Linked DNA regions of Homo sapiens: region 2 is linked to region 1. Evidence: read pairs that join two places in POLR2A ChIA-PET (ENCODE). Cell type or tissue: K562. All regions are shown on one strand. Each heading gives the region's core, and the rest is flanking DNA. Links, peaks and the distances in the headings are about the cores only.

Region 1 (2,917 bases), core at 206-2,705:
ATTGTTAGTTAAATTATCACTGCTGACTGCTTGAGATGAAGTGCATATGGAAGGTAAGGCTTCCTTCTCCCTGTGGAGACCAAGTGGTGATTGCAACTATTTTGGAGGGAGCAATAAATATAAAGACTCTGAATGAACTGACTATTTCTGAATGCACTGGTGAGTTCACAGAAAGAAAACTACAAACTTGGGGCTTAAATATCTCAGCTAATGCCATGGTCCAAGAGCCAAAAAGCTTTGATAACAGCACAGAAAGAACCTCTTATCTCTTAACAGCCAAAGAGCCAATTTAGCTAAAAAGACAGACCTAGAATCTGATCCTGTAGGTTGCAGAATTATAATGAACAGACCCACCCAGATCTCTTATGTGACCTATGAGTGTATAATCAATCAACCAATCCAGTTACTGCTGTAGGTCTTGGGTATAAAAGTGAACCAGACCAACAGTACTTCTACCCTCAAAGAAGTCCACACAAAGATCTGGAAGAAAGGTATTCCAAGCAGAGGAAAGAGCAAGTGCAAAGCACTGAAATGGAGTCAGCTTGGTGTGTGCGAGGGACAGAAGAAATGTCATCCTGGAATGCAGTGCATATGGAGGAGAGTAGAGGGAGGTAAGGCCAGGGAGACAGGCAGGAAGCAAGTCTGGCAAGGTCACTGCAGGCCATTGTGAACACTTGTTTTATTCTGGTCTAATAAAAACCATTTGGAAGTGCTAAGCAGGTGGTGTAATGCAATACAATTCTGACACTAACCACCCAGAGTCAGCACTGACTCCACAAGCCAAAAGGCATGGTCTCCAACAGCACTGTCCCTATTTAGAAACCAGCTGCAAGTTTGAGGGTCTTCAGACCACCCACACTTCTGACCAACTAGCTACAAATTCTAAGATTTTCATGGCCCCCTCAGGTTTGTTAATTGTTAGAATGACTCACAGAACTCCCGTGAACTAAAGTACGCAGGAGAGTACTGGTAATTACAGTTTTATGATAAAGGATACAAATCCGAAGCAGGCAAACAAACAGACACACAGGGCAAGATCCAGAAGGATCCCACACATAGAGCTCCTGTGCCCTCTTTCCCCATAGAATCAGGACGTGTCACCCTCCCAGCACCAACCAGGAAGCTCCACTAAACTTCTGTGTTGAGTTTCTATTAGAATTTCGTTACCCAGGCATGTTTCAATGAATTATTGGCCCACATGATTAGACTCAATCTCCAGCTTCCCTCCCCTCTCCAGAGATCCGGCTGATATCACATAGCTCAAAGCTCCAACCTTCTAATCTCATGGTTGGTCTTTCTGACTCAGCCTACCCACATCCTGAATCTTCTCATTTGCAGAAGCTGTCTAGAGGCCTAGCATGAGTCACCTCATTAGCATAAGCAATCAGGACCCACCATGGATAACAAAGACAACTTGGAAAATTCCAATGGTATTAGAGTCTCCATGCCAGGAACTAGGACAAAGACCAGAGAAATTATTATACAATAGCAGGAGAATATCATAATCTGAGTTAAATTTTAGAAAGATCACTGCAGCTACTATACGGAGGGGTTGACGAGAAGAGGCAAGAGTGGAGCTTACAGTGGCATTCTAACTGGACTGTTCCTAGGAAGACACCTTGGCTGTCTTTGGGCTGCCTAATCTCTCTTGGTCCATTCTCCAAACCTGGTTCCTAGCCTTCTCATTGATCCTATGAGCTACATCATATCCTTAGAGTAAATATTTTCTGCTAAGTTAACTAGAATTTGTTTCTGCTATTTTCTACCAAGTACTCTATTACATACACTCTTTCTCTTTCTACCATGAGGCTGCCATAGTTTCTCTTCCAGAAAATAGAATGTGGCTATTCTATTTCGTGTTCCTAAGTCACATGTTCCATCTTCAGACACCCACACTGGTTTTCAGTTCCATTTCCAAATTCCTAGGGAAGAGAGTTTGATCATTCCATTTTAGGTCATAGGTACTCTGTTAGTCCAATCAAGTGTGGCTAAGAAAGCAGGGTCATGTAGTACAAAATCGTTGCTAGGGCTTCATTGCCCAAAATTATTGTTACGTAGAATAGACACCCCAAATGTTGCTTCCTACAAATAGATGGAATTTAAGTAGCCAAGGAGGAAAAAGAATGAATTTTAAGAAGGAAAACATGAATTGATGATGCATAGAAGCTGGAATGGTTGTGGCATTTTCAAACAATAGGAAAGATTCTGGCCAAACCAGAGCAGAGGCATCTGATAGGAAGTGGAGGAGGTGTGGGCTTGACTGGGAAGTGTGAAGCCATTCTATGGAGGCCCTGAACATCCGGCAGAAAAGTTTCAACGTGTGAAGAAAATTGGAAGCCACTGGACTTGTCTTGGCTGGGGAAGATTCTGAAAAGTATTATCTAAACAGCAGTAGCAAGTTGAATTGGAGGGGCCATGAGTTTTGGAGTCCATTGGAGGTGATGCTTACAAAGAGTGAGAGACATTAAGATTTTTTAAAAATAAGATAAGATACAGTCGTTTTCTGTGTATGGAAAATGAAAGAGAAATAAATCATAGTTATGCTCACAAAATTAGTTAATGACAGAGTACCATGAATTGCAAAGCTATAAACACCCAATTTGTGAATCTTCTCTAAAAAAGAATAGCCAGTTGCATACAGAGCTCTTTCTGTGCTTGTTCCTCTGGTAGCCTCTACCCTTTGAGAAGCAATAGCATGGCTTGGGACTGCAAAGAACTCTCAAATCTAATGAATAGCTTCTTTCTTCTTTAGGAAATCATGCATTTTTGCTGACTCAGCTCAGGGTAACCACTATAGGAAATTTATTTTTAATATGCATGCACATCCTTTTTAAGGGCCTTTTCTCCCTCTTTCCTCTTATCTAACTTTTGCTCAATTATCTCAGAAGAAAATGTCCCATTTTGTCCCCTTTTTCTT
Region 2 (2,917 bases), core at 139-2,638, 220 kb before region 1:
TGGGCCTTGCCTCAAGCCCATCAGAATCTTTGAAGGTGGGTCCAGGATCTGAGTTATCACAAACTACCCCAGATGATTCCTAAGCAAACCGGCAAAAGAGCTACTAAATTAGTGGTTCGGAGCCTGGGTCAACCATTGTTGATCCAGGCCTGGGGGCCTGACTGGGGGCTTGACTGGGTTAGACTCTCAGCCAATTTATTTACTTCCCTGTACTTTACTTAATCATCAATAAACTGGAGGCAAAAATAGCCCCCACCTCAAAGGACTGTTGTGAAGATAAGAAAAACACTGAGCAGGAAGCTTGGCAAAGAGTAAGTGCTCAATAAACAACACTTTGGAGCTTTTGAAGAAAGAAAATTCTTCACAATTCTTGCTGTTTCCTTCCAAGTGGAGGGAGCCCCATTAGCACAACACTGTCAGCATCTCTCTACCACTGCACTCACTCTGCCACAGGGAAAGTCGTGTGATACCTCATCGATTAACTTGGGAAGAGCAAATTGGAAATGCTTGGCTCAGTTGCTCCCTTTTCCTCTTAAGAATAAAGCTGTCAGATGGCACAGTGGCTCATGCCTGTAATCCCAGCACTTTGAGAGGCCAAGGCAGGAGGATTACCTGAGGTCGGGAGATCGAGACCAGCTTGACCAACGTGGAGAAACCCCGTCTCTACTAAAAATACAAAATTAGCTGAGCATGGTGGCACATGCCTGTAATCCCAGCTACTGAGGAGGCTGAGGCAGGAGAATCGCTTGAACCCAGGAGGTGGAGGCTGCAGTGAGCTGAGATTGTGCCATTGCACTCCAGCCTGGGCAACAAGAGCAAAATTCCGTCTCAAAAAAAAAAAAAAAAGGAACTGTCCCCAAATAGTACACATCCTCCATTGTTCTTCCAGGAGCGAACTCTATCCTTGTATGAGAACGAAGTCAGGGGTAAGGGAGGAGGAGGAAGCTGATGTAACTCTGATCCACCCTGCTTCACTCTTCCCAGGCCCAGCTGGGCTATGATTGCGTGAGTTACCAAACCTAATTCCAGGATTCAGTAGTAGGAAACTATAGTGGCATGGCCCCATTTACTGTCACTGCTTGTAACCCACTGGGGACTTTGTGCTTCCTATCCCTTCTATTCTGGGCTTTTCAGGTTTAGAGGTCCAGGTTCCAGAGGGGGAACCTTCCTACCAAAGGATGTAGCACATGCTGCCAGGACACTTGGGGCCTGTGCCAAGGAACCTCACAAGAAGCGGAGTCACCATCTTGGCAGAGGAAATTGGCCCTGACCAGCAGGAGGAAAGACAGCTGCTGTGCCCAGTAGGGACAAAGAAATCTGGCACCCAGATGATCCACTGTGCACCTCCTGGCACTTCCTCTGACCAGTTTTGATGATCAATGGGCAAGTTCATCAACCAGAGCCTGAGGAAGGCATAATGTCCAGGGACTGGAGTCATTAGAGATGAGGGTCTAGGTCACACCAACCGGCAAGAAGTGTGACTCAACCAGCAGAGGTGTTTCCTGAGGATGAGAGAGACAATGAGTATCAGTTGTGATGGAAGCTGTAGTTTGTCCCACTAATCTTTATTTTACCCTGCCAGGGAACAAGGCTGTGGGAATGCTGGAGATGCTGCTTCCGGAAATGTATGAAATATAGGTCCATGCAGTGAATGCTGTCATGAGCCTCCAAGATCCATCTTGGGGACTGAAGGTCTTCTCTCCCTCCATGGTGAGTGCTGCTGGCTGACAGCCCTCAGCGAATAGCCCTCTCTGGGAATTGCCTTTGACCAAAGATTGCTGCCTCCCCAGGTCACACCTCCTTTTCAGAAGCAGCCTGAACCCAATGACCAGCCCATATAGAAGTATAAAGATTCAAGAGAACAATTGTACAACATGGTGACTTTCATTAATAACAATCTATTGGAGTCTTGAAAATCGCTAAGAGAGTAGATTTTAAGTGTTCTTACCACAAAAAATGGTAAGTACGTGAGGTAATGCATATGTTAAATAGCTCGATTTAGCCCCTCCACAATGTATACATATTTCAAAATATCATGTTGTACACAAGAAATGTATAAAATTTTTATTTGTGAATGAAAAAAGTAATAAATACAACTGTGAGTGCTGCAAATAAAGAAGACGGTATAACTAATTTAGGAGGGTGTCAGAGAGTCATCTTCCAAAGTAAAATATGAACAGATACTATTTCAAACTAAAATATTCACATATAGCAGTATTAGCATTTTTTTTAGTTAATAATTTTTTTAAAGCCAGAAGGATTGTAAGTCATTGCCTCATAGTAGCTGGCAATTGGTGCAGTGGTCATAGCCAGGATCTGTTGTTTGTAGTAACCCTAGGATAACAATTGAGAGTTTTTCATCATGGTAACTTCAGTAAAAATGAAGACTAGATTAAAACAACAACAAAAAAAGTATAAAGACCCAACATGCTCCACAGAATCGGTTGAGATCTTTGATAAGACTGCAGCACTGCTTGACTTTTCCCTCTGCCAATCCTGCTTCCATTCCTTCCCCTCCTATTGGTATAGATCCCAAAAGGACTCCTAATAAACCTCTGCAAGCCAACCTTCATCTTGGATTTTGTTTCCTACTCCCCTGCAACAGAAATTCATTTTGCTCCTGCAGTAAACTACATTCTCCAATCTAGCACTTATTTATACTAAGATGAGATTTGGCCTACAGCTTCCTTACTCTCTGCCTTATTTCTGATTCAGAATATGGACAGGGAATACGGGCACTATTTATCGGACTGCTTCAAAATCCCAATGGCCATTCTCATTAGGAAATCCAGGAAAGATCAGTGCATAGAGGCAGGCAGGGTACAATAGTGTCATTACCACCTGGGCCATCATTTAGGGTACAGGAGCCCTGCCAACGGGCTGAGATCCAGGGAAGCCAGGGATGGACATGACCATG

The links. Peaks named below come from ENCODE experiments on the same cell type or tissue, not always from the same donor. Only the 100,000 strongest peaks of a DNase experiment are listed, where the experiment ranks them.
Region 2: POLR2A ChIA-PET joins it to region 1 with 5 read pairs; 2 of 35 experiments call an interaction of 5 or more read pairs at or near these places.

Annotation. Positions count from the first base shown.
Region 1 is chr1:224,541,417-224,544,333 of GRCh38, reverse strand. It overlaps a transcript of CNIH3 not described here. Among named protein-coding and RNA genes, the nearest start is that of CNIH3-AS2, 73 kb to the left of the region's middle. In K562, for the core only: no CTCF peak of the experiment used is centred there; a DNase peak (open chromatin) is centred at 1,323.
Region 2 is chr1:224,761,634-224,764,550 of GRCh38, reverse strand. LOC124904523 (a long non-coding RNA gene) reads left to right here and starts at 1,583. Exons shown (of 2, transcript XR_007066898.1): 1 at 1,583-1,710; 2 at 1,791-2,917. In K562, for the core only: no CTCF peak of the experiment used is centred there; no DNase peak of the experiment used is centred there; H3K27me3 peaks cover 619 bases.